Linked DNA regions of Homo sapiens: region 1 is linked to region 2. Evidence: chromatin loops called from intact Hi-C (ENCODE). Cell type or tissue: gastrocnemius medialis. All regions are shown on one strand. Each heading gives the region's core, and the rest is flanking DNA. Links, peaks and the distances in the headings are about the cores only. Region 1 has its middle 98 kb from the start of LINC01170. Region 2 has its middle 78 kb from the start of ZNF608.

The links. Hi-C counts contacts between places; a loop is a spot of excess contacts. Peaks named below come from ENCODE experiments on the same cell type or tissue, not always from the same donor. Only the 100,000 strongest peaks of a DNase experiment are listed, where the experiment ranks them.
Region 1: it touches region 2 in a loop (2.0-fold over the local background); 2 of 110 quality-filtered maps call a loop at or near these places.

The regions. Positions count from the first base shown.
Region 1 is chr5:124,528,248-124,545,029 of GRCh38, reverse strand. No RefSeq gene overlaps it. Among named protein-coding and RNA genes, the nearest start is that of LINC01170, 98 kb to the right of the region's middle. In gastrocnemius medialis, for the core only: no CTCF peak of the experiment used is centred there; a DNase peak (open chromatin) is centred at 8,629; H3K27ac peaks cover 2,654 bases.
Region 2 is chr5:124,816,053-124,832,834 of GRCh38, reverse strand. No RefSeq gene overlaps it. Among named protein-coding and RNA genes, the nearest start is that of ZNF608, 78 kb to the right of the region's middle. In gastrocnemius medialis, for the core only: no CTCF peak of the experiment used is centred there; a DNase peak (open chromatin) is centred at 7,794; H3K27ac peaks cover 709 bases.

The DNA.
Region 1 (16,782 bases), core at 4,157-12,156, 290 kb after region 2:
CACCTGACAGTTACTCTGTTTCTTTCTGTGAAGTCTCAGAATAGTCACCACACCACAGTCCTTCTTCTGGGTTTGGCTTCACTGGACTTGACAAGTAACTGGTGTTCTCTCCAATGGCAGCTGACTCATAGGCTGACTTGTGGTCTAAAAGGAGTGTTGCCTGAGAGTTCAGTTCAGCTCTTGATGAGCTAACCAGCCAACCCTGTCACATTGTCACCTGAGTGGCTTTGAACTTCAGACTCTTGGCATTAGTTGGTTACAGCAGGGGGAGACCAATTAGAGACTCAGCCACAGGGAGAGTAGCTGCATCACCCACTCTCGTGCAGCACCTGAGAGGGCAACAGCAGAAGTTAGCTGCTGAGGGGATAAGATGGTTTGGTAGCTGCTTTTGGTGGCATTGTGTCTTGAATGAAATTCTGGCCTCTGTAAGGCTTGGCTGGGCTTAATTGGGTTGATCTGCTGACTTCCTGGCTTTCCTGTGAATTCTTATCTAATAGTGTGTTTTACCATTTCCTGGCTGAGGGGCTGAGGGTGAGTAGGAGGTGGGGTTTGAGGAAGTTTAAGCCCATTTGTATCTGCGTACAAGTGCAAGGATGTTTCTTTCCATCCTACTTGCTCCCCATGGGGTATCCAAGTCCCTGTCCTTCTTTGAAGCTTATTGAAACTGGGTATGTTGTTGAGACTGACAATATCTTGGGCCAGATTGGCACTGTACTCCCAGAGGTTCACTGAGGATGTACTGCCTGCTCTCACAGCAAGGTTTTTGTGGGGTGCAATGTGGGAAGGAGACGCAGCACAGCTCTTTAGAGAAGGGGGTTGCATTGCTTGTGGGTAAGGACTAGACAGTCTGAAGAGGTGAGCAGTTCCTAGAAGCTGCTTGCTGCTGACAATACGGGGGATATTGAAGGAGGAGAGGCCAGGCAACCCAAGGGACCTGATGTCACTACTGCCTCATGGTCACTCCAAGCCCCTTCTCATGGCAGACCTGTACATGTCCCTCTCCTTTGGTTCCTTCCCTCAGCACCCTTCTTTCCCCACCCTTGGGAAGCCAAGGTGATCTTGGTGTATATGCAGGGGAAGGGGCAGTAGTTCTTATTCCTTTTGCTTTTTCATGTACTTTAATTTCTGGCTCTTCCTCTCAGGATACTAGAACCTTGAAACCCTACCCAGTCAGACTTTATTTTTCTTTACTTTTTAGTGCAGTAACCCTCCCTCGAGGCAGTGAATGCCACGAGCCTTGCTATTTGAATGAGGGAAAGAGAGTCCAGGGAGTGAGGTTGGTAGGGGAGCCTCTACCATAATGAAGAGAGGATAAAAAGAACTCTGGTTAATAAACATGTACAACAAATCCCATGACCTTTTACAAGTAACCCGAGCAAGTCTCTTTTGTGCATCTTGAAGGAGCCTAACATGTATCTTTGAGTCTCTATAGCGCAAAATATTTCCAAACCTCAGCGAGTGGGCCATCTTTTTCAGATAATAGGATAAGTTATAGTACATCTGAGTTACTTGGAAGGCCTTTGAAGTTTAAAACACACCTGTAAAACCGAAATGGAGGAGAATAAATGCAGGCCATTAAACTCTTAAGATATTGATCAAATAATATCTTGAATACCAGGCTTCCATTTAGGATGGATCCAAATATAACAATTTATTCAAGTGGCCAAGTCAAAGAAATAACTTAGGAATGAGCAAAATCAACAGGATAGAATCTCTGATTTGGAGCACAAAAGCAACTGCAGGTTGTGTTAAAATACCTACCAAGCTTTCTCTTGAATACACTCAATTACAGGTGAAGCTCCTAATGAAGATGAACAATTGCAATCAAATGGAGCTAGCTAGTGAAGACCGCAAGGCCAGAGGCTGTGTTTACCAAAGAGGCTTTTGAAAACAACAAAACTACATAATGGTGAAATCTTCCAGTTTTTGTGAAGTGCAATTATGATCATCTGGTAGTAAATGTATTACTCCTTTTGTAGATAGTTGCCATCAAATACACATCTCTTCTGTTCTGCAATTCGAGTCAATTAAATGTTTTATACAAAGAATTCTCAATCAGTCGCTGCACATCTCTGTAAAGTGCCTAAGTTTGCACAGCGAAAGTTTATAGGACACCACACTTCCCAGGAAGGCAGAATTATTTAAGAGGGTTATTATGCTGAGGACAGAAGGGACAAGAATAAAAGGTCATTTGTGTTCCATGGTTACTTACCAGGTAAATATGCAAATAGCAGATGCTACTAAAATTAAATGCATCTGAATGCAATCAGCCATCATAATTATATGTTGCACCAAACTTCTCTAACAACTATGAAGATAGAAGTCGGTTGTTCAGGGAAAGCTTCCCAGAGGAACTGACTTGTAAGGTGAGTACTAATGAATGAGTAGGAGGAAGAGTATTCTACAAGGTAAGGGTAAAGTATTCAGCAACTTAAGGGAAAAAGTGTGGTTCATTCAAAGAGCTGAATATTTAATATGGCTAAATTATGGAGCATATTATGTGTTTGCCTGTGTGTTTGTATGGGTGAGGTGGGCTGGTGTGTGGAGGGATGAAATATAAATACAAGGAGATGTGATCAGAAACACTAGCAAAAGTTGGACCATGAAGAGCCTTGTTGGCAAGAGTTAGGAGTTTAGACTATCCTAATGACAACCAGTGAAAAGGCATTGATAGATTTTAATCTGGAAGAGGATGACATAATTCTGTTTACATTTTGAGAGTATACCTCTCTGGGCTTGTGCAGAATGGACTGGAGATGATGGTGGCCCAAGCTAGGGTTGAAACAAGGAAAGGGAGAAAGGGACAGAGTCAAGTGACATTTAGAAGGAAGACTCAATAGGATTTTGTGATAGATTGAACAGGAGGTGCTAGTTGTAGAGACAAAGTAGGATTTGAGTTTCCTGGATTAGGCAACAGGGGTGTTGGTTGTGGCATTAATTAAGTTGTGAGGAACAGGAGGAGGGAGAGTTGAGGGACATGATTGGTTATAATCCTAGGCTTTAGTCCATTCATCTGAATGGAGCCTCTCACCTAGATGAGGAGGATGGTGTGGGTCTAAGAGACCCTAAAGAGAGGTCCTTAAATGTCTTTTTTTTTTTTTTCTAACAAATCACCCTCATATGGTGGATCATGAGAGCTGAGGAAGTCTTCCTTTTTGTACTTAGTAATTAAGTTCCCAGCATAAAACCTCAGCTAAAACAATCAATGGACCATCCTGTTGCTTCCAATATGGTAGCCCAGGCCACTGCCCTGAGGACAGCCCCAGTGATTGCTCTCTAGCTCTAAGTGTGACAAAACTGCCAACACCATGGCTAGACAGGTTCTTTCAGATCAAAGCCATGGAGAACCCAGTTTACTGGCCAAACTTGCCATGTTGGCAAAGCTGGTTCCACTTTTCTCTTCCCTATGGAGAAGATGGACTAAATTGAACAAATTGTCTCATTTTATTTTTTTCTCTGACTTTGAAAGAGCAATAACTTCAGGGCTGGCACTCCACAAGGGCACCCTACTGAGCCTAGACTGATTCAACCCCCCTCCCTCAGCCCCTTTGTCTCTCTTTCCCAGTGTCCTGACTCTCTCAAAGGGCAGAAATGTTGATCTCGCTTTGTCTTCTAGCTGGTCGTGGGATATATTGATTCCTACTCAGTCCTGTCCCTGCATAGCTGGCAGCAGAGCAGATCTGCTTGGTGATTGTTGATGTGAGCTAATGCCTTGGAGAGGTGTAATGCGGGAAGGCAGGTGTAGTGGAGAAGGAAGCTGTGCCATACACAGCTGTCAGGAGTAGTCTCAAGCAGGCTGATGCTAACAGGTCTTGGAAGTGAAGTGAGAGGAGCAAGGGGCTGCTCAGGGAAGAGCAGGAGTGATGAGTAACCAGGACCTTTGTAGATCTCCATGACACACTGATTGCCTTAAAGGACACGTGGCATAGGGAGGAGTCAGATTTTTCTAGAAACTATTGCCTGAGTGGTGGTGTCAGTTGATTCTTTCCTGTGGCTTTAAGCCTGGGCACAGGACTTAGAAAAGGAGAGAAGGGGGAAACTTCTGTTATTAGAGAATAGGCAACCCTCTTCATGAAGGGTAGATGCAAATTGGATTGTTTTAGAGTTGATGAAAACATGGCCATTGCTACTCCACACAGAAAATCTCTTCTATGTAGGAGCTTGGAGAGCTATGGAGTCACTGGGAAAATGACAAATAGTTATCCATGGTATGAGTGTCTGACTCCAACCCTGCTCTGCCACATGTTACATTTACTTCCCACTTTTCGGTGTGGTCATTAATATCCGTTGAGTCACTTAGAGAGTTTCTTGAAATTATATTCCATTCTTCTCTTTGACTAAATTTTCACATAATTTGTTTTGTATGCTTATTAGCTGAGCATAAAATTCACACTTATTTGTAGTCCCCCCAATTTGTCAATTAAATGCTTTCCTTTGTCCAATTTGTACCCAATAAAAATATAGAAATGCCCATGGAGTAGCTGCCTTTGAAATTATCCTACTAATAGCTTTCTTAGTAACCTTTTAAAACCAAATCCCTTTCATCTTCTGAAACCTGGCCTACTTAAATTTTAAATGTGTCTTGTCCTATAGCCTTTGGCAAAAAAATAAGTCTGATCCAGACAAACATGTCCAGAATATGTGGTATTATATTAGGAATAATGCATTTATTAAAATAGAGATGGGGATTTTAAATGAAATATGTACTTGCCCAGTAACATAAATTTTCATAATTCATAAGACAAGAGTCTCTAGAAGGTTTTGGGATGAGAAAGTAACTTTTGACTTTCAAGAAAGGATAGCAGTGGGGAAGGGTAGCCAGCGACGAAGTGATGACGAAGTCCAACTATGAAGATCAAATTTCTTACGGTTGCTTCTTTCCTGCTGGAAATCCTGGTAAATCTCAGAGAAGCCACATGGAAGCAGCCATTGGATAGAACTTTTACCAAAAAAAGCTTCTTGACTTACAATTTCAAGTGCCAGTGCTAATTTGTATGGTTGCTCTAAAGGAATCTTACTTGGAATGCTTCTTTAGGAAGCGACTGTATTGTCCCTGATAAGAAGACATCTGTTTGTTAAATTAATTTCTCTTTAATGATCTGGAGAAGTGGTGACCCTAGGATGGGCTAACTGACCAAATTGTTTATTTAAGGGAGACAGAGATTTAGACGAGCTCATCAGTTCGATTCTACAATCATCTGGATTCTACAACCTGAAAATAGAATTTTTGTTCTGTTTTATAATTTATAATACAATGTTACAAATTCCACATTTAACATAAAAATAAGAACAGTGGTTGAGTTAATTCTGCTTTTCTTTTTCTTTTTTGTTTTCTTTTTTTTCTTTGAGACTGAGTCTTACTCTATTGCCCAGGCTGGAGTGCAGTGGCCCGATCTCATCTCACTGCAATAATACTGCATTTTTTGTGGATGTCAGAGGCTCTAGGGTAAGATATTAGTGTGGCCAATAAAGACCTCTCCTGCCTCAACTTCTGTTTCTTATTTCTTTGTTTTTCAGGCCTTTGGACAATCTCTTCTTGCATTGGGAATACTTCTCTCCTTGTCCATCTGGTAAACCATCACTCATCTATAAAGTCCTGTTTATTCTTCACCTCCATAGTGGAATGGTTCCTGGCCAGGTCTCTCTCTGTGGAAGTTGGCTGCCATCCCTAACTACCGTGCTCAGAGTCAGGAAATCAGTAGGGGTTAAATAAGGGTTTGTTGGGTTAAAAAATGTTTACTGTGTAACTATTAGGTAAAGGGTAGTGAGGGAACCATATAAAATATAAGGCAAGATTTCAGTTCATTTCAAGCTCATATCTAGTTATAGTGACAAGACAGAAGCATCTAAAAATGCAAGTGAACAATGCCAGGCAACGAACAATGAAAGGCAAGAGGGATGACTCCAGGGCCACAAATACTAATGTGATAGAGATCAGCATTCCTTCTAGACTGGCACAACAAGCAAATCCTTGAAGCAGTTTCCCTGGAGAGAAGTCATCTGTCTCCTTCTTTTGAGCTTTAAAATTATATATCTTTCATGACACTCATCATATTCTACATTGTCATATAGATATTTGTGTCATGTGACATCTTTTCTTCTTTGATAAAGTAAATTTTTTTCATTTCGAAAATGTCATACAGTGCAGGGCTTATCATTATGTTAAGGATATAGTAGGTGCTTAAAGAAGCTCTGTTGCATGAATACAAATCTTGCTCTGGACAGTGAGTGCCACATGAATTCAAGGCAGAAAAGTCCATGACCTGCTCTTTTGATCATAGAATGCTCGGAAAAAGAGAAGCAATTAGGTTGTATTTTGAAGTGAAGAGTAGATTTACATAAATAGATTCAGGGAGGGCATTCCATAAAGGGAAAATGGTATGAGCAAATATTTGAAAGGAGGGTAGCAAAGATGGGGGAAAGTGGGTAGAAAGAAAGAAAACTCACGAAAGAGAAGAGCAAGGATTTCCTTTGGACAATGCAGTGGTTAAAAATACAAGCACAACGGCAAAGCAATAAAATAACATGATTATAGTTATTTTCTGGGCACCATTGTTTTAGAGAGGAACCATCTCACTCTTAAATAACACTAACTTCCTGATCATAAGGCATTTGCTGACATGGATTCTGAGCACGAGGTCATTTCCCAACAACTCTCTTTTGTCTGTTTGGTTATGAAGAATGCTTTGGTGGGGGCAGGAAGTTTGAGTGGCCCTATGAATGTGTGAGGTTCATTTTTGGAAAACTGAACAGTATTCTTAGAAATCTGACATATGGCACATGAAGGCAAGCTTGGAAGCTGGGCAGAAAAATTGTCCCCATCCTGGCATTTTATCTTGCCATGTGCAACCTATGGGAAAGGTGGAGCTTGATGACATAGAATCAATATGCCTTTTCCATGTTTATGGGGATTGCATCCCGTTTTCTGACTTCCCAAGTAAGCTTAGTTCGTGCTGATAACATAATGGCAGCCATTTTTGCCCACCATCACCACTGAGGTGTGGTAGATTAAGAAGGGTATAATGGAATAGAAAGTGAAGGAGGCAGAGAAGAGAACAGGGGTGTGGAAGGGAAAGAAGAAATAGATAAATAAATGTGGAAAAGGTCTGGTGTAAAGAATTAAAGGGTCCTGGAGAGTTCTCGAGCTAATCTGGCAGCAGTAATGGCCTGGCTTCTGAGGTTAATTGAAAGTTGATGGAGTTGCTGAACTAGAAAATTTCCAGAATTATGAATGTTTTTTCTTGTTTGTGTAGATCCAGGACAGCATGGAATTTATATCTTTTTTCTGTGTAAAATAATTGCCATATCAGCAAAAAGACTCATTTATTAAAATCTTGCTATGGTGAATTGTTTGACAAACTGTTGGTTTCTGCTCTGGTGTTTTCTATAAAGAACAAAAGTGACTCAGTGCTCCACATTCTTTGATTATCTTAACATAAGCCTAGTGCGACATGGTCGAGTTCAACACCATGACTGTATTAGACACGGGCAGGCAAATTCACTGGCCATAAAATAGTAGTGGGGGTTTCTCTGTAGGTAAAAACAGTGGTAATTGTATCCATCACAGAGGGCAGAAAGTGATTGTACACAGGGGTCAGGAGAGCAATCTGCCAGCCCAAACCTCATGGCAGCACTGGACGGTGCGTTCATTTTAAGCCTGCTTCCCCTCCTTTGAAGCCGGAAGTTATTGGCTACTGCCGGAGGCCTGTTATGACCATGTGAGGATCAAAAGCCCGACTAGGGGTGGGAAATCCTTTGTTCCTGGCTCTCTCATAATAGTTTTTTCCTTTTCTTTGACTGAGAGAAGCAAGTCAAATAGGATTATCCTAATGGAACAGAAGTGTTTTATATAAAAAGTTCAAAAAAGAAATCCAAACAAATGCCAATGTCTTTCATTTACTGAATACTGTTTTATTACAGAGCCAAAATGGAAAATATGTTGGTGGCCAGAGGGCCATTTTCTGAGGCTCTAAAGAAACTATCCTTTCTCAAATTATGACTGATTAACAAGCAAATGTAATGGTCTTTTTAACCACAGTAAATAAGTAAAACAAATGTTTTTTCCCAAACTCAAAGTCTTTAAAAATACAGACTTCCAAGACTGGCCTCTTCTCAAATTACTTTACTACAACTCCAACTTGTTTCAATTGTTGAAAAACTGAAAACCATATGCCCTAAAATGAAAATATACACTTAAGTGATACCTTCAGGGTATAATAAAGTACAATATAGGTGCAAAAAGCACAATGCAGTGGTTAAAAATATACAAGCACAACGGCAAAGTAATAAAATAACATGATTATAGTTATTTTCTGGGCACCATTGTTTTAGAGAGGAACCATCTCCCACTTAAATAACACTAACTTCCTGATCATAAGGCATTTGCTGACATGGATTCTGAGCACGAGATCATTTCCCAACAACTCTCTTTTGTCTGCTTGGTTATGAAGAATGCTTTGGTGGGGACAGGAAGTTCCAATGAATGTGTGAGGTTCATTTTTGGAAAAACGAGCAGTTATTCTTAGAAATCTGACATCTGACACATGAGGGCAAGCTTGGAAGCTGGGCAGAACAAATGTCGCCATCCTGGCATTTTATCTTGCTATGTACAACCTATCTTGGCTGTGTCAAAACAAAGGACAGACCCAGGAGTGTTGTGGGTATAGGTAGGCTTTCTTCAGCAAGGGGCTCGGCAACGTGCTTTGGTGAAAATCCTGGAGGTGTGGGTAGGCTTTCTTCAGCAAGGGGCTCGGCAATGTGCTTTGGTGAAAATCCTGGAGAGAGTTTGGCTATCTCTTGAGCTGCCTCCAGAGAGCAGGTTTATAAAGAAGGTACTATTTATTTATTTATGTGAGATGGAGTCTGGCTGTGTCGCCCAGGCTGGAGTGCAGTGGTATGATCTCAGCTCACTGCAACCTCTGCCCCTTGGGTTCAAGTGATTCTCTTGCCTCAGCCTCCCGAGTAGCTGGGATCACAGGCACACACCACCATGCCCGGCTGGCTAATTTTTTTGTATTTTAGTAGAGATGGGGTTTTGCCGTGTTGACCAGGCTGGTCTCAACCTCCTGATCTCAGGTGATCTACCTCCCAAAGTGCTGGGATTACAGGTGTGAGCCACCATGCCTGGCCTAATTTACTCTTGCCATTAAAATTTATTGGCTGGGTGTGGTGGTGGCTCATGCCTGTAATCCCAGCACTTCGGGAGGCTGAGGTGGGCAGATCACGAGGTCAGGAGATCGAAACCATCCTGGCTAACACGGTGAAACCGCGTCTCTGCTAAAAATACAAAAAATTAGCTGGGTGCGGTGGCAGGCACCTGTAGTCCCCACTACTCGGGAGGCTGAGGCAGGAGAATGGCTTGAACCGGGGAGGTGGAGCTTGCAGTGAGCCAAGATAGCGCCACTGCACTCCAGCCTGGGCGACAGAGAGAGATTCTGTCTCAAAAAAAAAAAAAAGAAAATTTATCTGGGTAGCTGGCTGCCAGTTTCTGTTTTTTCAGCAATTTAGGTAGAAAGTGAGGAATGGGTGGATTGCTAGATGGATATATGGAGTAAGATAAATCCTACCATTTTTTTTCCCAACCTCCATGCCATTTTAGTATTGGTAACACCAGGGTAAAATGATGAGCTACAACAGCCTGGAAATGGGAAAGGTATGCAGGCATTTGGGCATGGACAGTGGTGCCCTGCTTTGGCCTTGATGCTGTGGTTTATGGATTAATTTTGTAATTAACGTATAATACATAATGTATAGGCTATTTAGTATATTGTGAAAACGAGTGGTAGGGAGAGAACACGAAAGTGTGCCAGGTCATGAGGGAGATTTTTGTGTGTGTTTGAAGTGGCCTCCCTTGAGGCAGGTGGTGAAGCAAGACCAGAACAAATGGGAGGGTGGAGAGGCAGGGTGAGCTAAGGTTTCCCTGTAGAGAAGGCAGCTCAGTCTAGAAGAGAAATCTTAAGGCAGAGGATGAACTCAAGGGCCTATAGGACCCAATGCTAATGGGGGTAAGTGCCAGAGGCCTGGAGGTAAACTGGATGTGAATTGCAGAATACATGAAGGCCAAAGTGAGCAGCCCTGCTACTTGCAGCTCTGGACTCATGCTACAACACCAGAAAGCAGGCTAATGCTGCCAAAGAGAAGCTGGGAATACCGATTTTTTTATATGAATCTGCAGGTTTAAAAAAAATGGCAATTGGTTAGATTTTTTCTTAAACATTGCAAAAGCTGATTCAAGCTGTAGTGTTAAGTTTTGCTTTTGATTGCCAGTAAGACCTCTGTTTTGGTGTCTTAGTCCCAAAATGCTCACAGTCAGGTGATACGGGAGCAAGGCAGGAACACATCCCAGGTAGAAGTATCAGAAGGGGAAAAGACACAGGGGTAGAAAATAGCCTTGGGTAGGACTGGGGCACAAAGCCAGGATGTGAGCCAGTGATGATGGAGACAGCCAAAGGAGGGGAGCTAGATTGAAGGAGGATGGGCCCAAGTTACAGTAATCATGGGATCAAGATTTACAAGGGGGTGGGCGCGGTGGCTGACGCTTGTAATCCCAGCACCTTGGGAGGCCGAGACGGGTGGATCACCTGAGGTCAGGAGTTCGAGACCAGTCTGGCCTACATAGTGAAACCCCGTCTCTACTAAAAATACAAAAAATTAACCAGGTGTGGTGGTGTGAACCTGTAATCCCAGCTACTTGGGAGGCTGAGGCAGGAGAATCATTTGAATCCAGGAGGTGGAGGTTGCAGTGAGCTGACCACCATTGCACTCCAACCTAGGCAACAGAGTGACACTCCATCTCCAAAAATAAACATTTACAAGGGCTTGGGATTTATCTTGTAACCATCATTGCATATATTGGGTGTCGTTAGTTAAATTGTGTTCCCCCAAAATATACACCCAAATTCTAATCCCTGGTACTTGTCAATGTGACCTTACTTGGAAACAGGGTCTTTGCAGATGTAATTAAATTAAAGATCTCAAGACATAATTTTGGATTAACTGGGTGGATTAATTGGATCCTAAATCCAATGACTAGTGTTTTTATAAGGCAGATTTGAGACATATAGACCCTGAGGAGAAACACAGTGGAGAAGGCCATGTGAAGATGTAGGCAGAGTGAAGGGATGTGCCTACAAGCCACGGACACCAAGGATTGCCACAGCTAGCAGCAGCTAGGAGAGAGGGGTGCAACGGACTCTCCTTCAGAGACTCCAGAAGGAGCCAACCCTGACCACACTTTGATTTGGGACTTCTGGCCTCCAGAAAGCTGAGAGAGTTAACTTGTGTTGCTTCAAGCCATGAAGTTTGTGGTAATTTGTTACAGGAGCCCTTGGAAATTAATACACTGGGCTTCTATGTAAGTTTCATTAGGAAATCGCAGGGGTAGATGAAGGAGAACTCCTGCAAGGTTGAAGAGTGGTGAATGGCCTGGTCAGATTTGAGTGAGGGGAGGATCCTTCTGGCAGCCACTCAGGAGGGAAGAAGGCACAGCCCAGAAGAGCCTCTTAGAATCCCTTCGGGCTCCACACGAGACATGATGAGGACCCTGACCTGTGGGACTAAAGATGGAGCTGAAGGGACAACTTCGAGGAGCACTACATTTAGGAGGAAGAATTGGCAGGATTTGGTGATTGCTATGGGATGGGTGGCACTGAAGGTGGGAGATGAGATGAGGGCAGGGATTGGTTATTTTGAGGTCACTATGATGATGGCAGTGGCGGTTGCACTTGCTGAAATAGAGACTCCAGGAGAAGTAGTAGGCTCAGTGCAAATATGGCGAGGTCTGTTGTGGGCGAGTTCAGCTTGAAGTGACTGCTGATCATACAGGTGAGGATGACCAGCAAGCTGTTTGTTTCTTTCTATCTTACATGGACGATTTGGAGAACTCTAAGAGGGACAGCTGTAAGGTGAAATCGTGAGACGGTTGAGATAGCCCAGGAGTGTGCATCTGTTGAGAAGGAACACGTGCTGCTTTTTCTTTTTGTTTTTTCTTTTAATTATGTAGAAAACATGTTTACATCTTAGAAGAAAAAGAGTGACTCAGTGTTGTAGTCAACATTTATTTTTGCCTTCTCAGCATCCCTTCCCTTCTGGATGCAGTACCCTGATTTTTTTTAGAGGATTACCTGTTTCATTCTCAGTAACCCCCTTCCCAGCTCCAGGAGCCCCCAGCTGACCTAGGCCTGGCAATCAGAGCACTATGTCTCTGGCTACAGTGACCAGGGATTGGTTATTTTGTGATAGTCATGTGACCTAGAATGGACAGTGGCAGCCCTGCCTGGCACCTTTGTTCGAAGTTATCATGAAAGAGAAGATTTATGTCATGGATAAGTTGCTAGGCTGAAAGTGTGTAAACCTGGAGCTGCAGGTGGGCATCGGGCCATGACACAGGAGATCCTGCTGGAGATAGGAGCTGATGGAGAGGAAAGCAGAGAGGAGAGATGAGCAGGCAGGTTCTTGATGGCTTTGAGTCACCAGATCCCCTTTTGCCTTAAGTCAGTGTGAGGTTGCATTTATTTCTTTTACAACTAAAAAGGCTGCCGATTAGCGCATCAGTAATATATTGCTTTCTGCTAGCTGCTGGCACCTGGAGTGGATTTCTTCAGTGGCACTATGCCGGACATCAGCACGCTCTGGACTATGCATTGAAGAGAGGAACATCAAACCAAGCTTTCAGGGCCATAGTGTGAGGGAGGCCAGCATCTTTCTCAGAGAAAAGGAAGGCTGTCACAGCAGAGCAAATCAAATGCTATCTTTTTTTTTTTTTCCTGCGAAGTTTGGCAGTATTTCCCTTGACAGAGAGCTACAAAGTGATTCTTTTAGAGGCTACAATTACTAATTGGTCTGCCTGGGAAAAAAGTGAATCAAGTGTCTCTACAACTTCATTACTGTCATGCTCATCTTTTCATCTGTGGCAAAAACAAACAACTAAAAATGTGTGAGTGCACATTTTAAAGCTATCACAAAAAGCGTGATGCTTGTATGTATATTATTTAATTATGCTTCCAGATATTTCCTCTAAAACTGACTAATGAATGTTAATTTTCCTTCTATGACCCTACTCTCCCATTAGACATTTGACTTTGAAAGTGGCTCTCTGGGATCCCTTTGAGCTTCTCCGTGTCACTTATTGTGCAAGATTAAGCACTGAAAATATGATGCCAATGACATGTTTTTCTCATGTCAGTAAAATGGAAACTAAAATGAACTTTTAGTTCATTGACTTTTTAGTCTTTTGAAAGTATTTTTTTCCGATTATCAAACTAAGAATTCTATGGATTGATTCCAGTGTTGCTATGTAATTGCTGTTCTGATCCTATCAATATGCTTATGTATATGTAATTAACAATGACTTTAGCTATTAAATCTATCTACCTTGATTTTAAAAAAAGGCTTTAGAAACAGGGGCACAATGCCAAGATTTACATTTGTTATTCAAAGTGGAGGATATAACAAATAAGGTGATTGTATTCATTCATTTATTCATTCATTCATTGAATGCTCCCATCTTCATGAGCATGGAATGGCCTAGGTAACTTGACATATAAAGAACCAGAGGCCACAGCTGGTACTAGCAGACTTATGTTCTGGTGTTCACAACCTTAAGTGTCCTTCTTGAAAAAAGAAAGGCCATCACTGCAATCCTAGACATCACAGATTTGTAGAATTTTATTTGGAAACTGGACAGAAAGTCAGATCCCTTTTAACAATTTATTGTCATAATTTTACACTTAAAGATTCTAAGCCCTAAGGAGGTTGAATAGAATGTTGTACCACTGAGAAAAGAAGCCTGGATTCTTGTCTCCTAGTCTATGAAAATCTCTGCAGACAATTAAGCCATTAATATGTTAACATTTATTGGGGTATGGTTTTATGCCAGGCACTGTGCAGCATATATGAATGACATCATAGTCCCTGTCCTGGAAGGGAGTCATGAAGTAGTAGGAAGACAGGCACATCAACAAACAGTTTCAGTGTATTGGAATAAGTGTTAAAAAGAGGTATCATACTAGGATGTGAAGGGATTTCATAGGGAAGGTGGCAATTGAAGTGAATCTTGGAGGATGAGCGAAAGCCTGCCAAGTAGACAAAGCAGAGGTCTTCCCCATGAGAGATGAGTGAGTATGTCCAAAGATGTGAAAGGTGAGACATGGTCATGGAGCTGACAGCCTGGCTGGACATGGGAAACACACTTGCGAGGGTCATGGGGCATGAGATCAGAAAGGTAGGCAAGGATTAGACCACTTTATATGCTGTGTTAAGGACTTTTCACTTTAGCATGAAGGCAGTGGGAAGCTAGGGAAAGATGATAAACAGAGGCCTGATTGGATTTGCGTATGGTAAGCATGGAGCATGGATTAAAGGAGATGAGGAGTAGGAAGACGAATTAGGAGCTGACCCAATGGTCCATTTAATACACAACAAAAGCCTCAAAAATGGCAGTGGCCTGGGAGTGATGCATGATTGGAATGTGAAATAATTTGAAGAGCATTTAGACAGGAGAACAAAACAGGACATGGTGATTAATTGAATAGAGGGGTGTTGGTGACAGAGGAGTAGGAGTATGAGGCACATTGAGTTTTGTAGCTTGAGAAATTAGGGATTTGGTGGAGCCATTTCTCAGGTCAGAGGCTAAATGAGGAAGCCGACTTGGAGCTGTATGAACTCATAGAGGGCTCTGAAAAAGTCTGCAGACTTGGGGATGATGCCTTCCCATGGCGCCTGACAGCAATGTTTCCAGAAAGGAGTTGCCAGTGTCCAACGCACTGTTCCAGCTCTCAGCTAGAGCTGGAGTGTAAACAGCTTAGTTTCTTTTCATTTTGTACTTTTTTATTTTGAAAAAATCAGAAAGCCCAGTGTTCTATAAACCTAACTTTGGAGGATTTATTTCTCCATTTTGTCCTTGGATGAGGCCTTGCAGAATAGCCTGGCGTTACTGGCAAAAATAAACAAACAAACTGGGCGCGGTGGCTCACACCTGTAATCCCAGCACTTTGGGAGGCCAAGATGGGAGGATCATGAGGTCAAGAGATCAAGACCATCCTGGCTAACATGGTGAAACCCGATCTCTACTAAAAATACAAAAAATTAGCTGGGCATGGTGGCACGCATCTGTAGTCCCAGCTACTCGGGAGGCTGAAGCAGGAGAATTGCTTGAACCTGGGAGGCAGAGGTTGCACTGAGCCGAGATCTTGCCATTCTACTCCAGCCTGGGTGACAGAGAGAGACTTGGTCTCAAAAAAAAAAATAATAATAAATAAAAAATGAAAAAAAATGAATAAATAAACACTAGATTTAAAGGAAGACAACTATTTTAGCAGATTTGTTTCGTGATATGTTGAAAGCAGAGTGCAATGTGGCTATAACAGAGAGCACATTTAACCTCTATGTAATGTAGAAAGTGTCATAGATGCTTCCAGTTACTTTTTCCTGCTTATTAAATAAGAATGATGAAAACCAGCATTTTAATCTATCTTCCCTAATCTCTGTTCGACAGGCAGATGGGATTCTCCTCTTTTCAAAGCTCATGTACACAGTAGAGATAAATTTATATAATACACTAGATTCTCACTAAATTGGTATAAGCCCCACTCTCCTGCTGTTAAAGCATCTTATGGATTTTTAAACAAACAATATTTCATTTTAGATGAAATCTTTATTATTATTTGACAATTGGATATGAAACTGGAATGAAAATCTGAATATAAAGACATGCAAAAATAAAATGAGTCAAGCTAAAAGTGTTAATGTCATTTAGCGTGAACACACTTGCTTGGCGGGGCTCAGAAATGATTGTCTAGTGACTTGATTTAGCATTCTTTGGGCAACCAATAATGAAGGGTGTTTGGAAGAAACTTAACAATTTTTTTTTTTTTGATAACAGTCTCTAAAGGTGGTTTTCACTTCTATTTAAGCAGCAGAACTCTTCTTCAAGTGAAACCACAGGAACCACACCATATATTCAGAACCCAACTGAGAAGAGTAAAGTTGTGACTCATAGCCTGGATGGAAAGGGAGAGTCAAGCTCTGGATCCCCATCTAACTCCCCCAGCATCCTCTCCAAGGCAAGTAGTGGAATGTCTAAGGCAACTCAGAGAACACTTTGAAAACCACTCATAAGGAAAAGCAGAGATGGCCATGATCTCCCACATCTTAGAAGATACACATTTCGGCCAGGTGTGGTGACTCACGCCTGTAATCCCAGCACTTTGGGAGGCCGAGGCGGGTGGATCATGAGGTCAGGAGATCAAGACCATCCTGGTTAACATGGTGAAACCCCAATTCTACTAAAAATACAAAAAATTAGCCAAGTGCGATGGCACGCGCCTGTAATCCCAGTTGCTCTCCTGAGGCAGGAGAATCGCTTGAACCCAGAAGACGGTGGTTGTAGTGAGCCGAAATCGCACCACTGCACTCCAGCCTGGGTGACAGAGCAAGACTCTGTCTCAAAAAAAAAAAAAAAAAAAAAAAAAGAGGATGCACATTTCAAACTGGAAATGGCAATTCTCTTGGCAATACTTGTGTGTGTCTTTTAAAAATTACCTTTGTTCGCTTTAGAGGATGGTATGTTTTCAGGGCTGGCCATAGCTCTTCCTCTGTCTAGGCTGGTGCATTCAGGCAAATTCTCTTTTCTATAGTCACGTGGAGAAGTTGCTTTGATCATTTTGAAAATGTAAACATGCTACATAAATGCAAGGCAAAGGGTGCTCATAGAGATATCAATGACATTCCATTGTTTCGTTTCTATCATAGTAGGTATGCATCTTATTCCTAGATGTGAATGTG
Region 2 (16,782 bases), core at 4,136-12,135:
TCCAGAGACAATTCTTATCACCAGAGACAACCCAAGTCTGCATAACAAACTTTACAAAACAAAACTTATCTACATTTCCTAGTCACTTTCACAATTTATCACACTTAGGATCCCAAATCCCTTTTTCCTTTGTTTAGTCATTTCTCCACAATTTATCACCCTTTGTTAAAATGGTATATAAGTCACCAGGTCTAACCACCTCTTTGGGTTTTCATTTCTTTTCTGTGAAGCCCCTATGCAAGTAAAAATGTTCACAAAATGTGTATACCTTTTCTCCTGTTGATCTTTTATTAGTTTAATTATAGGCCTCAAGCAAATAACTGAAGACAGTAGAGGAAAAGTTTTTCTCTCCTACACTACTTTGGGAGATGTTTGTGACCTGGAAAGGGGTTTAATGATAGGAAATGCTTGTAGGTTCTCTTTAATACTTTAAACTTGTGCCAATTAGGAGGCCACAAAACATTTGTGTCTGATCCACTACAGGATTATTTACTAGGAAATTTCCCCCCACACTGGAGTACAGTGAGGACTTCAGCTGAATGTATATATTTAGCACTTCAAACAGGCTAAGATCAGGGCCCAGGAGCCAGCAAAAATGGCAGTAGTTGAACAGAGCTCACCTCTGAATTTAGAACAGAGGCTGCTATCTTTCTACTATTTTAGACTTCCTGCTGGCTAAGATCATCCCTTAGCCTAGAGGTATTGATTATAGCCAGAAATAAATCAGAGACTTCTATGCCTGCTTGAGTTAAGAGAAATCAGACTTCACACTCTTGACAGCTCTGCTGGAGCTGAGGTCTGCACCCAGCCAACACAAATCATTTATAAACAGAAATGAGAAGGCACTCTCACAGCATGGTCACAGTCATGGAAAGCATTAAGCTAAAGCAGAGGCTCAGTCCCAAAATTAGCAGTGTCAGCATCACCTGGCCACTCCCAGACCTACTTAATCAAAATCTCAGGAGGTTGAGGCCCAGTAATCAGAGTAATTAGAGTTTTAACCAGACCTCCAGGTGATTCTATTGCAAGCTAATTATTGAGAAGGAAGCTTCTTCCCATGTGTACTGAGCCTTGGAACTTATGTACCAGGCACATTTCTAAGCATATTAACTCATTTAATCTTCACACCAGCCCTATAAGGTGGATACCATTTTTATCCCTTCTTATAGATGAAGACAGTGAGGCTCAGAGCACATTTTACATCATTTTACAAAACTGAAACCAATCAAGTGCCTGGCACTGTGGTGTACTAAGCACTTGGGCACAATGGGGAGCAAAACTCATATAACTGTTCTAGTGGAACCCACAGGCTAGAGTAGCCACTAAGGATATAATCAAACAAACAAGAAGTAAGAGACAAATTGTGTTACATAAAGAGATATCTGAGCCATAACAGTGGTCCCAAGGTTGCCGTCTCACATAGGCAGCAGATCGCTGCTGGCTAGTGGTAGGAAGCCTCAGCTCCTCTCCACACTGGGTCTATCCACAAGTCTATTTGAGTGTCCTCACAACATAAACAGCAATTTAAAAGAAGAAGGTGGAAGCCAAAATGCCCTTTATAGGGCTGCCAGGTTTCACAAATAAAACTACATAACACCCAGTTAAATTTGAATTTCAGGTAAATAATAAATGAAGTGTTAGTATAAGCATGACACATGCAATATTTGGGACACACACTAAATTTTTATTATCTGAAATTCAAAGTTAATTGGATATACTGTATTTTATCTAAAAACCCACCCTTCATTACCTAGGTTCAGAAATCATACACCATCACTTTTGCCATACTTAATTAGCCATGCTGAGCAGCTGTGATTCAATGGGAGAGGAAACTACACAAAAGTGTGGACACCAGGAGGTGAAGATGACTGGGGGCTACTTTGGAGGCTAAGACACCAGATTTGCTACCTGTCACCAAAGGGTTTCTCCAGGGAGCCATTCAGTTTCCTCACATTTTTCCCCAAAAAGGAGTGATCATTCAGCATCTATGATCACAGCATTATGGTATCAAGACACAAAATAAGAATAATAAGAGTAATTCCCCTGAAGGAAGGGGAAGGTGAACAATTTAAGCTTTTCTTGAAGCCACTTCCTCAACAGTGAGATCAATGTTTGCATGTGTCTAATTTTAATATCTATTCAAAATTATATTTTTACCTACTATGCAAAAGGCTTCCAAACAATAGGGATGCTTTTCTCTTTTTTTTCTTTTTTTTTTAATTTGAGATGGAGTCTCACTCTGTTACCCAGGCTAGAGTGCAGTGGCGCGATCTCGGCTCACTGCACGCTCTGCCTCCCGGGTTCATGCCATTCTCCTGCCTCAGCCTGCCGAGTAGCTGGGACTACACGCGCCCACCACCACGCCTGGCTAACTTTTTGTATTTTTACTAGAGATGGGGTTTCACTGTATTAGCCAGGATGGTCTCGATCTCCTGACCTTGTGATCCATGTTCCTCGGCCTCCCAAAGTGCTGGGGTTACAGGTGTGAGCCACCATGCCCGGCCGAGTGATGCTCTTCTTATATTCCCTTTATGGTTTGATTGATGATCAATGTGGGTATTTTTTAATCACCTTCTATGTGGACTTTTTCCTCCCTCTTAAACAAAACAGTATGTCGCTTTTCAAGATCTTTAAGTCACTACAAACCTTTATTCTCTTGGCTAATAATATTGTGAAATGAAAGACTTAACATTTTCATAATATGAATAACATAATGTATAATGTATAGAATTTTATCAGCTGTTTCGACTTGGAAAGCAATTGACCAGAAGTAGAAATATTAACCAGCATTTCTTGAGTATTTACTAACATTAGGGAATTTTTCATGCCTTTTAAGCCTCACTGAAAATCTGCAATGTAGGTATTGTAACTTGATTTTCTCTTCTCGCATTACAATTTACCCCACTAATAGATAAGCTGAACACATACATCATTCTATTAAAATATTTAGAGATCAGTATTTAAATACCTGCTTCATTCTGCCCAGCTATAGGCATTAAAGAAGAGCAGGCCTTGAGCCAGTCAGAGCAGAGGTGTGAAATGGCAGCTAGGTTTTTATGGTAAGATTGACCAGGTTCTGAAAATCAAGATGTCAAATACTAGAAAAGAATATGGCAGCAAGAAATAGTTTGATAATGGGCAAGATACAGGCTGAGGTGGGCGATCATGAGGTCAAGAGATCGAGACCATCCTGGCCAACATGGTGAAACTCCGTCTCTAAAAATTATCTGGGCATGGTGGTGGGCGCTTGTAGTCCCAGATACTCAGGAGGCTGAGGCAGGAGACTCGCTTGAACCCAGGAGGTGGAGGTTGCAGTGAGCCGAGATTGCGCCACTGCACTCCAGCCTGGCAACAGAGCAAGACTCTGTCTCAAAAAAAAAAACCCAAAAAACAAGAAAAAAACCTTATATCTCAACTCCTGCAAAAGTGTTCTTTGCCTATTTTATATTGGATTTTATTGTGACTAATTCTGAAAGCTCTCATTCATTGAGCATATTACATATGTAAGGCACTGTCCTAACTGCCTACCTATGTAGGCACTGTCCTAAACAGGGTGCCCATATATAATCCTAATCCTCACAAAGGCTCTTAAAAAATGGCTTTTTCCCGCACATGGTAAAACTGTTTCAGAGATGCAAAGTAACTAGCCCAAGTTTTCAAAACTGTTCAGTATTATAGTTGCAGCATGACCAAATGTTCCAATGCAGAGTTCTTGGTCACTCTAACTGGTTGTATTCATATGCCAGATCCTTCTGAATCCAAAGCTCGTGTTCTTTCCATTACTCAACAGTTTCTTTGTTGAGTTGTATAGTATCTACTTACCTCCCACCCCCATTACAGCAATGCTTAGCACAACACTTTACATAACAACACTAAGTAGATATTGAATAAATGAAGGGATGGATGAATGGATAGTTTCTATAAATAGAGTTGTGTAATGATAATACCTACTAACTATATTCAGTAGTATGGGTAGGAGAGGTTACAGTCATAGGGCTTAGATATCCTGGGGGTTTGTGTGTGTGTGTGTGTGGTTTTGCTTGTTTTGTTTTTTTTGTCCCATTAGCTTTAAATAGAAAGCTGTTAAATGTGCTGGTAAATGCTAACAGCCCTTGGGGACAAGAAAGGATAGATGTTTACAGTGTGGGAGGATAGACAGTTCGAGTTTTTGTGTTGCTGATTTCCCATCTATGATGGTCAGTTTCAAGCTACCAAGGCAATGTCATTGCACACAGAGTTGGGGAAAGATGAAGCAGTACACCATTATATTACATTTCTATCATACACTTACAATAGATGGAGATAACCTCAAGAACATGGAAATAATTAAGAGGTGGTCGATTTTAATATATTATCTTTGTTTTAACATCATTTATTTAATTTAAAACTTGCATAATCTAATTTTGAAGAATGACTGTGTTTAACAATCAGCTCACCAAAATCCTAAAAATGGAAAATCAGTTCGTAGGAACAATCCATTGCACTAGTTGGCATGCTCCTGGTCTACGTAGTAGCCCTACAGATTTCTCCCACTGGAGAAATTACTAATGAACAAGCTGGTTCAGGCCAGCCCTATCATCATACCTGAACCAAAAAAAAAAAAAAAAGAGGAAACTCAATAAAATCCCTCTGATATAGAAAAAGAGCAGGGCATCCCTACCAGAGATAAGTACCAAAATCATCTAGGTGAAACTTTAGAGGATTTTAGAAATTTCGTGGTCCATTAACATTATGTAATTATTTCTAAGGTTGGCTAAATTTCATAGAAAAGAATGGTATTTCCACATACTTGTGCATTTTTATTTTAACTGACTGATAACAGACTTCAGCCAATTTTCTGGAGAAATGTGATAATATAGCTTACTCTATTTTTATATATGACACAAGGACTGACTTATTACCAAATTTATAAACTGAAATTTAAACAACTGAAGAAATCCATAATGTCTGGGATATTTTGTTAGTTCTATACAATTAGTTTGCAAATGAATTTCATATAATAAAATAAATCCATAATTAGGAATAAGAATAACTAGTTAAGAGACTGTAAATACTTCTCTAGTCTAAAGGAAAATTTATGTATCTATCGCTCTGTCAAAGGCTTCAAGTATAGTAACATTGTTTTTACTACGGATTTAGTAAGATTTGTTTTTGAGAGTCTGAACTTTATTTTGAAGAGTAATTAACTCTAAAATTGTGTCTATCCACAGAAGAAATGAATCTGAAAAGCAATTGTTCCTCTCTAAGCAAAAGGAACAATAATTGAACAAATATGCTTTTCCAGGTAGGTCAGCTTTGCCCCTCATTTTTTTCAGGATAGGCCCAAGGTAGAAATGTTCTTGTATTTAGTGAAGATTATGCCCCAAAAAGCTGCCACCAAAAAGCTGAGCTTCTAGAGAACCTCTATAACTACTCTCAAGATGAAAGAGGATCTAAGAAGTTTAGAAGATCCAGTGTAGACCCTCTCATGGAATTGACCAACACAAAATAATGCCACCAATATTCATGAAGATCTTTAGGGCCTTAGAAAGCAGGCGTGGCTCAACCTGTAATCCCAGCACTTTGGGAGGCTGAGGTGGGCAGATCACCTGAGGTCAGGAGTTCCAGAACAGCCTGGCCAACATGGAGAAACCCCATCTCTACTAAAAATACAAAGAAAATTAGCCAGGTGTAGTGGCGGGCGCCTGTAATCCCAGCTACTCGGGAGGCTGAGGCACAAGAATCGCGAAACTCCGTCTCAAAAAAAAAGAGAAAAGTCTGGTTTATTGAAGTAAAATTTACATCAAGAAATAATTTACCCTTTTGAAGTACACAATTTTATAAATTTTGACAAATGTACACAATTGTGTGACTAGTACCCTACTTCAAGCTTACTTCTTATTACTAGACCACACCACCTGTACTACATTACAAATAAAAATATTTTTAGGCCAGGCTCAGTGGCTCATGCCTTGTAATCCCAGCACTTTTGGCAGCCAAGGTGGACAGATCACGAGGTCAGGAGTTCAAGACCAGCTTGGCCAACATGGTGAAAACCCATCTCTACTAAAAATATAAAAAGTAGCCCGGCGTGGTGGCACGCACCTGTAATCCCAGCTATTCAGGAGGCTGAGGCAAGAGTATCACTTGAACCTGGGAGACGGAGGTTGCAGTGAGCCAAGATCATGCCATTGCACTCCAACCTGGGTGACAGAGTGAGACTCTGTCTCAAAAAAAAAAAAAATTTAATCCTATTACTATCTTATGAATAGCATAATTATGCTGCATTTGATATTTTGTGGGTAAAAGCATTTAATTTGTAAATATGTAAGTTTCTAAATTACTTTAATGTTTATAAGCCTGTCTTAGTCATTCTCCATTTTTAAGTTAAACCAAGTCTATCAAAAATACAAGGTAGTCTTGGTCTCTCTCCTGTGCTCAAATAACTTGGCCTAATTATGTGGTTGGCTTTACAGACAACTGAAAAACCGTGTATAAAGATTATGCATTTACTTTTTTACAGAAAGTTGAATTGTATGTCTCTTACACTACTCTTGCCATACTCCATCTCTCTCATCACCCTTCCCAAGTCTAACTAGCAAAAAGTTAAGTTACATAAAGTAATATTTTAAAGCTAGTGGGTCTGTGCATTCTAAATACACAAGACACTGGAATGGCCTATCAGTTCCTCTTCTCCCTCCCCATCCCCCACTTTTATTTTACTCTTTTGAGAATCAGTGAGGCCACACTTACTGAGTGTTACTGAGGCTTTTCAGGCCACTTGAATATCTACATCATAGCAATATTGCACCTCAAAGAAACTGTTCTCAGCATAGATGGGAAAAAAATCACTCACTTGAGCAAATGATCGGACAAAATTGTACAAAAACATTTTTAAAACTGCTAGGGTTTGAACATTTATCCCCTCTAAAACCCACATGGAAATTTAATTCCCAATGTGGCAGTATTGACAGGTGGAAATTTTAAGTTGATTGGGTTATAAGGGCTCTGCCATCCTTAATGGATTAATCTATGTATGGATTAATGGGTTCATGGATTAATGGGTTATCACTGGAGTGGGACTGGTGGCTTTATAAAAAGAGGAAGAGAGACCTGAGCTAGCATGCTCAGCCGCCTCACCATGTGATGCCCTGCACCACCTGGGGACTCTGTAGAGAGTCCTAGCAGCAAGAAGGCTCTCGCCAGGTGCAGCCCCTAGATCTTGGACTTCTTGGCCTCCATAATTATAAGAAATAAATTCATTTTCTTTATAATTTACCTAGTTTCAGGTATTCTGTTATAAGCAACAGAAAGTGGAAGAAAATACAAACAGTTGCAAGCATAGATAGTAGTGGAAAGATATATCTTTGTGGTGAATATTTCCCCAATTCAATTCTCAATGACTTCACAATGTGAATGGGTGCTGTGTACTTCAGCTTCCGTGTTTAATGTGCTTATTTGTAAGATGTAAATCATATATACCTCATGGGAGTTGTTCGCAAAATTCAATAAAAATAACCTGTTTACCAAGCAGAGCCCCTACCATGCAGAAGATACTAAATCAGTTATTTTCCTCTCGTCCTCCTTAAAAATTAGTTTCAAAATCCATTTCAAATATTCAAAGCTACTTGTAGACTCCAAAATCTACATTTAAATCAAGAAAACACGGTAAAAAGGTGGTCAATAATGCTGACCCTTAATGAAAGTACCACACTGTTTTGAGAGTATAGATCCCCTCTTCATGGATTTTGTGTCTCATAGCTTCTTATTGCAAGTAAACAAGAGCCTTTTGTGGTAATCTCTCCCACGTGAGCAATGGGAACAGATTGTTTTCAATCTAACACAAACAAGAAATTGCTTAAGTAAAGGTAGTGACTGTATGAATCATAAACCACTTTCTCAGATAACAGCCATTATGTAAGTCTGTGGATAAATTTGACAATTTTTATTTCATTGCCTTTTGACAGCCCTTTAGAAGGGTTTAAGAGAACAAGATCTGACTACAGCTTTCAAAAATTCATCACTGAATATTTGTTACCCTTGCTCCCTGTGATAGCTGAAGAACTAAGATAATGCCCTTCAAATGGAGATAAATTACAATCTTTCAAAAGATTATCACGGGCTTAATCGAGTTTGCTCCAGCAGCTGAACAGCCTGTGACCTTGTTAGTTACACAACAAACATATCTGTTACTTTATGTTTCTATAGGTAGCGGGGTAGAACCTTTAAACTACATGTTTTCTGTATATAAAATGACAGATTTTTTTAGATAAAACAGAAGATGTTTTATTTTAAAAGAATATACCAAGCTACTTCATATATTTAGTGTAATTTTTTAATGATTTGTGTTGAAATAACTTCAGAATTACCAAAAAGTTGAGAAAATAATATAAAGACTATATGGATACCTCTCACTCAGATTCCTCAAATGTTAAAATTTTATAGATGTGTAGTGTGATTTAAAAGAGGACGATGATTCCTGATTCAGAAACAGGAGTCTTGTATAATTCTGTGATAACATATTATATGTCTAATAAAGGCATAGGGATTTCACATTGAAAATAATTTAGGAGAATGTTAGAGAATCCACATTCTCAATTTCTTTGAAAGAAATCAACTGACAACTTTTACATATAAATGTAACTAACTGCAGGTGTATGAACACATCCCAGCATATGGTCCAGTTTATGAAAACTACAATACTACATCTTGGGAAATTAAAGTACTTTTATCCTGAATATAATGTTACAAATAGCATGGAAATCAGCACTTCGGGTGTTCCAGGATGTCAGCACATCAGCAGTTATACCAGAGTGCCAGCCTTCAACAGAAGGGAGGGAGAGTTTGAATGGAATTAATTATTAAATGGTAACATTTAATCCTAGATCCTTATTATGAGTGCCAAGAGAAAACATCTGTGGGTGCTTAGAACAGACAGATTTGGAGCATCCATACAGATTCTGCTAGGTTTGATGAAACCTCCCAGGGAACAAGGTGATTTGGGAAGCTAAACATTTATTCTCCCACTTACACTCATAACCTCTCTGGAAATAGATGAGTCCGTGGTACCAAGAATGACTTTATGACTTACCCCATGTGGCAGAGAAGAAAAGGAAAGGCGCTTCCTTTCCACTTTTGCCGTGTCAGGGCTATTTGAAACGAGTTCAGTGTCCATGGAAGAAAACTAAATATCACTGTATTGGACAATCTAGCAGCAGCTGCCATCTGTATGACAATATCCATTTATTCTGTTCCCTGCCACCTCTTGCATCTCTGTTGCAGTGTTCTTTTGTAAGTGTTCCTGACATTTTGTTTATCTTTCTTTTAAACATTCTGCCAAGATTATGTCTGAAAATGAGGGGAAAAAAAACCCTCCATTTTTCACTTGCTAAATCTGTTACAAGGGAAACAATTCAGTGCCATTCTCAAAATACTAAGGAGCTTTCAAGATACTGAAAATTCTCCAGTAAGTTGCCAAGCAAAATCAGGGCTAGAGTATAAATGTGAAAGGGACAAATAAGTTCTCATACATGATGCTAGTTGGATGGGATCAAACTCTTAATGGATGGCCTATTCTCTCCATTGTTTAAACGGCAGGCTTAAATAAAAACACATTTTCCCTCTTAGCCTCATAAGTAGACACATATATATAAACACTTTCTATACTTCTTAATGAAAGAGAGTCCTTTCTGAGGTACCTGAAGAAATTTAAAAATTTAGTATTAAAATTATTTTGATTCACAAATCATAATTGTGCACATTTATGGGGTACAATGTGATGTTTTGATATATGTACACAACATGGCATGATTAAATCAAACTGATTCACATATCCATCATCTACCTTCCCTATCATTTTTTATGGTGAGACGTATGAAATTTACTCTCCTAGTTATTATTAACTAGAGTCACCCTGCTGTGCAATAGATCTCAAAACCTAACTTCCCTGTCTCTCTGAAACTTTGTACCCTTTAATTAACAATTCCACATTTCCTCCATTCCCATCCTTTTACCCCACCCCAGCCGCTGGTAACCATAGTTCAACTTTATTGGATCCCACATATAAGTGAGATCATACAGTATTTGTCTTTCTGTGCCTGGCTTATTTCACTTAGCATAATGTCCTCTAGATTCATCCATGTTGTTGCAAATGACAGGATATCCCCCCCCCTTTTTTTTTAAGGCTGAGTAGTATTTCATTGTGTGTATATACCACATTTTCCTTATCCATTCATCCACTGATGGACACTAGGTCATTTCCATATCCTGGCTATTGTGAATAATGCTACAATGAACTTAGGTGTGCAGATGTTGCCTCAATATATTGATTTCACTTCTTTTGGATATGTACTCACAGGTGGGATTGCTGGATCATATGGTAGTTCTATTTTTAGTTTCTTGAGTACTCTCTAGATGACTGTTTTGATAAAATGTTTTTATGACTTCATAAATACAATCCAAGATCGTCTTACTTTGATTTAATTGATTCCAAACATTTGACAACAGAGTTTTTCCTTTTCTTTCTCTGGAGCACCTTGAAGACTCCCAGGGCATTAGAATTGCAGCAGCACTACCACAATGTTCATTTTGTTAGATTTGGATGATTCGCTCAGTGATGGATGCCCCAAATGTAGTGCTTAACCATTCCATGGTGAAAATGCTGCAATTTATCAACAGAAGGAAGTTTGTAAGGAAATCAAAGAAAAATGTTTCGCAAGTGACTGTAAAGACTGCTTTTGAATTTTAGACTTAATTCACCATTGTAAATCTGATTTCCATGTTATCATATTTCTTGTCTGTGTTTTTCATTAGCTAGATTGGTTCGATGCCCTCTCCTCCCCTCCACCTTTTCTGACCTTTCTTTGATTCTTTCTCCTAATTTCTGAATCATGATTTTTCTTCCCAAGATTTGGGAAAGAGGGTAGAAAACTTACAGCAGAACGGCTAGAAATTTCTACTAAGTTCTATATAATCCGTGTATAATATTTACAAATCAATGACTAAAATTAAGACCAGTTTTGCAAATGTATCTCCACTAAAGAAGCACAGTGCAAAAAAGTAATTCCTAATTTTTATCGATCTTCTTAAATGCTTAAGAATATCCAAGAATGTTGTGTTCACTAATTCATTTAAAATCTTCTACTCTTGTATTTATTTTCTAAGCCTGTGAACTCTTGGGAGCTTCTCACTTTATTGCCTTAGCATTAAGTTCTATGCCATCACAGTAACTTGTCATAGTCTCCATTACATTAATCCCTTTCCCAATAGAGTCCCCTAAGACATGGTTCTTCAGCTTTGATTGTTTCACCAAAGATCTTCATGCAGTTTTTATCATTTCCACACTACCACACTTGCTAGGTGGGGGGCCCTCAAATAGAGCCACATTAATTTTAGTTAACTGTTATTCTAGCTCTCCTTTCTAACTATTATTGCAAATCTTTGAGCCCCATGCAAAGCCCACGACTTAACTCTGTGTATCCCCAGGGTTGTCTCTGAAGTGGTTATAAACAAGACTTAGTATCAAATAAACAAGGGTAGTAATTAGATTCTTAGCCACATAGCTGTGAACTTAAGCGTACGATTTCCTGACCTCCTCTAGTGGATGGAGTAGTATTTCCCCAAAATCCTTGTCCATCCTGAATCTCAGAATGTGATCTAATTTGGAAAAAGGGTCTTTGCAGATATAATTAAGAAAATGATTGGCTGGGCTTGGTGGCCTCACGCCTGTAATCCCAGCACTTTGGGAGGCCAAGGTGGGCGGATCACGAGGTCAAGAGATCAAGACCATCCTGGCTAACACAGTGAAACCCCATCTCTACTAAAAATACAAAAAATTAGCCAGGCATGGTGATGGGGGCCTGTAGTCCCAGCTACTCGGGAGACTGAGGCAGGAGAATGGTGTGAACCCAGGAGGCAGAGCTTGCAGTGAGCCCAGATCACACCACAGCACTCTAGCCTGGGAGACAGAGTGAGACCCTGTCTCAAAAAAAAAAAAAAAAAAAAAAAAAAAGTCAACCCGGGAGGCAAAACTTGCAGTGAGCCGAGATCATGCCACTGCACTCCAGCCTGGGCGACAGAGCGAGACTCCATCTCAAAAAAAAAAAAAAAAAAAGACCAAGATGAGCTCATACTGGATTAGAGTTGGCCTTCAGCTAATGAAAGTGTCTTGGGAGAGACAGAATAGAAGGCACAGAGACACAGGAAAGAAGGCCACATGAAAACAGAGGCACACGGCAAGGAACACAAGGAGCCACCATAAACTGGAATAAGCAAGGAAGGATTCTCTTCTAGGGCCGTTGAAGGGCGAATGGCCCTGCTGACACCTTGATTTTAGACTTCTGGCCTCCAGAACTATGAGAGAATTTTACCTACCTCATCAAAGTGTTGTGTAAATTAAATGAGACAATGCACGTGAAGGGTGTGTTAGTCTGTTCTCATGCTGCTAATAAAGACATACCTGAGACTAGGTAATTTATAAAGAGAAAGAGATTTAATGAATTCACAGTTTCACATGGCTGAGGAGGCCTCACAATCATGGCAGAAGGTGAAGGAGGGGCAAAGGCATGTCTTACGTGGCGGCAGGCAAGAGAGCCTGTGCAGGGGAAGTCACCTTTATAAAACCATCAGATCTCATGAGATTTATTCGCTATCATGAGAACAGCATAGGAAAGACCCACTCCCATGATTCAATTACCTCCCACCTGATCCCTCCCACAACATGTGGGGATTATGGCAGCTACAGTCAAGATGAGATTTGGGTGGGGACACAGCCAAACCATATCAAAGGGCCTGGTACAAGAGGAGGTCCAAGTCTCCACTTAGTCACTCACTAGCAATGGTAGGGAACATTACTCAATTTCTATGTGCCTCCCTTATCTTAAGGACAAAAAACAGGGATAATAATTTTCACCTACCTTCACTGAACAGTTTTTGTGATGATCAAATGAATTCACAGACATGAACATTCCTAGCATATGAGAAACATTCAAGAAATGTGGAGATCTGTGCTCTTCCTTCCCCATGTCCCTCAAACTACTGGGGGTGGTAAAGTAGTGGGAGAGAAATAAGAAAATCAGGACATTGCTTTTTTCAATAAGAATGGCCAGATGCCCCCTGGCAACTCCAAAAGAAAATTCTGCTTTTATCTTTGAGTTGATGTCTAGATCTCGTTACATTGTTACCCTCTAAATATAATTTTCAGAAGTACTGATATTGACATCACTGAGCCAAAACAATGTCTATGTAAATAGAATTGATAAAATCGTATCAGCAGTTCTATAGGTTCAACCATTCCAGATCTGTTTCCCTCCCTCCCTCCCTTCTTTCTTTCCTTGTTGTCAATGCTTCTTCCCATCCACTTTCTCTCCATATTATTACAGTGTTCTGATGTCGTGGTTGGGAATAATTCTAAAAAGAGAGCCACCCCAGCCTGCTCAGGGTGATTCATCATACTTTAAGCTTGACATGTCAGAGAGTATATAAATGTGTGTTCCTGGGCACTGTGGCAGGTTTCACTAAGAGCTGAGACATATTACTTAAGAGAAAACAGAGAAAATATGCAGCATAAAAACAAGTAGTGGGTATTTGTGAACAATTCAATCAATTGCAACGATCCACAAGACCAGGTTGGTGACTATAACCAGGGCTATAATTTCATATGTGGCGACCACAAGACCACCGAAGTATGGTAGGGGAATCAAGTCAGGGAAATATTTGATGGGAACCAGCCATTTATTCAGTGACCTTGTATTTACCAGAGTTGCCTGGGAGAGAAGCAGCCGGGCGTTATCACTGGCTTCCAAGGGCCTGAGGAGAAGGGCAGAACTACCCAGGAATGGAAGCCACAAGCAGCCCAAAGCTAGAAGGCCGTCGCCATGACACTGACCACTTGCTCAGTAAAGAGACCACTGGAGAAGACTGCAAAAGTCAGAAAAACTTGCCAGGGATAGGGCAAAGAGCTGATGAGGTTTAAGTTGTAGAGAATATATGACTCTGGAGTCTTACAGTCCTTGGTGTAAATCTGGCTCTGACACACATTTGAGTGGCCTTGAGAACATTATTTATTTAAGCTTCAGTTGCCCCCAAACATAAAGTGGAGATAAAAGTTACTTACCTTGCAGACTTGTTGTAAGACTTAACTGAAGTTATACGTGAAAACGCCCTGAGATGTAAAACTAGGAAAAAAATGGATTTTCCCCTCCCTCCCTCCCTTCCTTCCCCTGAATTCCTATAAAATCAGTTCCCCAAGGTAAGAAGAAAGAACTTTTACATTCTGCATGAAATAATCTATTTCTTGATCCTTTAGCATCAGGATTCAAATGGTCCTTTACTTAATTAAAGCTAGGAAGTGGACATTGGAAATTTCTTTTACAATTTCCAATTTAGATTTCTAAAATGGGTGACTGACTGTACATTAGCTTCCTCTCCACTTGTCACTAGTAAAGTATCCCCTTACTGTGAACAAGAGCTATATAGATATATACACGTAAACTTCAACGCGTCTAAATGCTAATTTGTGATGGGCCAAGAGTAGGCAGAGAAGAGATGATAAAAATGGCAGATTAGTAGTCACTAAGTTATCAGGGTGAGTGGAGGTCATAAAACTGAAAAAAAAAAAAAAAAAACATAAAAACAAGGTAAATTGCCAAGAAGCTAATGAAAGATACCTGAAAGCAGGGAATGAATTAAGACCTTGAGTGAGGGATTTAGACTTAAATAAGACGGATTACTGAGGTGGATTTCAGCTTCAAGTAACAGAAAACTAAGCTCAGAATTGTTTAAACAATAGATTTATTGGCTCATCTATCAGAAAGTCCAGATATAGTGAGGGCTTCAGCATTGTTGGATGACATCGTTCAATACATCGACCTGGGTCTGGGTTCTATTAGTCTGTTCACTCTGCCTTCAGAGTGAAAGCCCAGTACTAAAGTCCACTCCACGTTAATCACAGAATGGCCACAGTACCAGTCAGAGTTCTGGTGCTTTCTTGTTCACATTTGGTGGGAGGGAGGAACTAGATCCTCATAGTTTCAGAAACTTCCTACAAATCTGTCAGCATCTTATATTTTCTGGAACTGGATCATATACCCATTCCTAAAGAGAAAAGGACTTATCCCTCAATCAATCCGCCTCACCCATAGGCCATGTGGGAGTCAGCTTCCCTTGAAGTTTTTGGGCTATGTCAGAGGGCTTAGGTACCTGAACAAAACCAGGTAGTGTTAGGAAAAAAGTATAGATTGATCCAGGGTAGGTCATCTACCTTTTACACTACAGAATATTAGCAAGGTAAACATTACACTTTCATTTACTTCAGCCTCCTAAGTTTTCCAATGTGATGGCAATGTCATACAACGAAGTATTGGTAAAGTCATATCTAGTGATTTTTCTTACATCCCAAGTCATAAGTTTGTTTTGTTGTAGTGTTGTTTTGTCTTGACTATATTAAACTGCCTCTTAAGCAAGTACCACAAAACCTTTTCACCCTAACAAGTGCACATAATAAGGGTTCTCCAATTCTAAAGTCTGATACTCAGTGAGTCCCCAGACCCACGCATCTTATACTGTTCCCACCAGCATGAGGTCCAGGAATTCTGCCACACCATCAAAGTCAGTGGTTCTTAATCTGATTGGGCAATAGGATCACCCAGGGAACTTACCAGAAGTACCCATGCCAGAGGATACTGACCCAGTGGGAATGAGGGGAGGTTTGGGCATCTGTATGTTTTTTAATCCCAGTTGAAAGAGAGTTAGAGACTGGAAAACTGAAGCTTGGATGGGAGAGAGCATTAATTCACTGTATACTTTTTTGTGTGGATTGAATTTTTTTCATTATGTATCTATATTATTCTCTTCCCTTCGTTTTTCTTTTCTTTATTAAGGTCTTCAGTGTTTCTGAAGTGCAGACAATGAGAACTATTAATCTATATGGTCAAATATCAATCTTTAGGTTGAATAGAGCCAAAAGTGTTTAGAATTGGTTGTCAGAGTGATATTTAAACATACTGACTTTTTTCTTTTTGTAGAGATAGGGGGTGGGGGGCATCTTACTGTGTTGCCCACACTGGTCTCAAACTCATGGTCTCAGGCAATCCTCCTCCCTAGGCCTCCCAGAGTGCTGGGATTACGGGTGTGAGCCACCGCACCCAGCCCATATTGCCTTTTTAATGAAAACCCTGAGGCCAACAAATTGGTCGGTGCTAACACCTGACTCAGATTCTTGGACTCATTTTTTGGGATTTCTGGACAGACCACAGAGTCTGGAATATGTCCCAGTTTTTGAAATGAAAGAACATAGATGACCAGATCATTTTGTTGATAGACAGAGAAAATTCCGGAGAACCTTGTTTGGCTTCCCCTTGAAAGAAGAAACGATTAAATTATTTGTAACTGAAATCAGCTCCGTGCTGTTTGCCATCAGTCCTCCCACACGTATGCCTCAGTGACAGACAGAGACCAGAGTAAGATTGCTCTGTTTACTTTAAGATGTCTTTGTAGAGGTACTTCTCAAAGTCTCTTCTAAGTGATCAGAGGCACTGCTCCTCTTTGAATTACAGCTCTAAGAAGCAGGAATCAGTAACTAGATGTTTTAAAACCCCTTTCACTAGCAATTTAAAGAGATTAGAAGTTTCATGGAGAAAGATGTGCTTGGAAATCATTAAAACGGTAGACATTGTTTTCAGAAAGAAACATCCTTCGGTCACACTTTTGTAGCTAGTTATGGTCTGATGGAAATCAATCACAAAGAAAATTCAGTGTAGCCTAATGGTCATTTTCACAAGAGTAGACCAGACCACTTGTGGCACA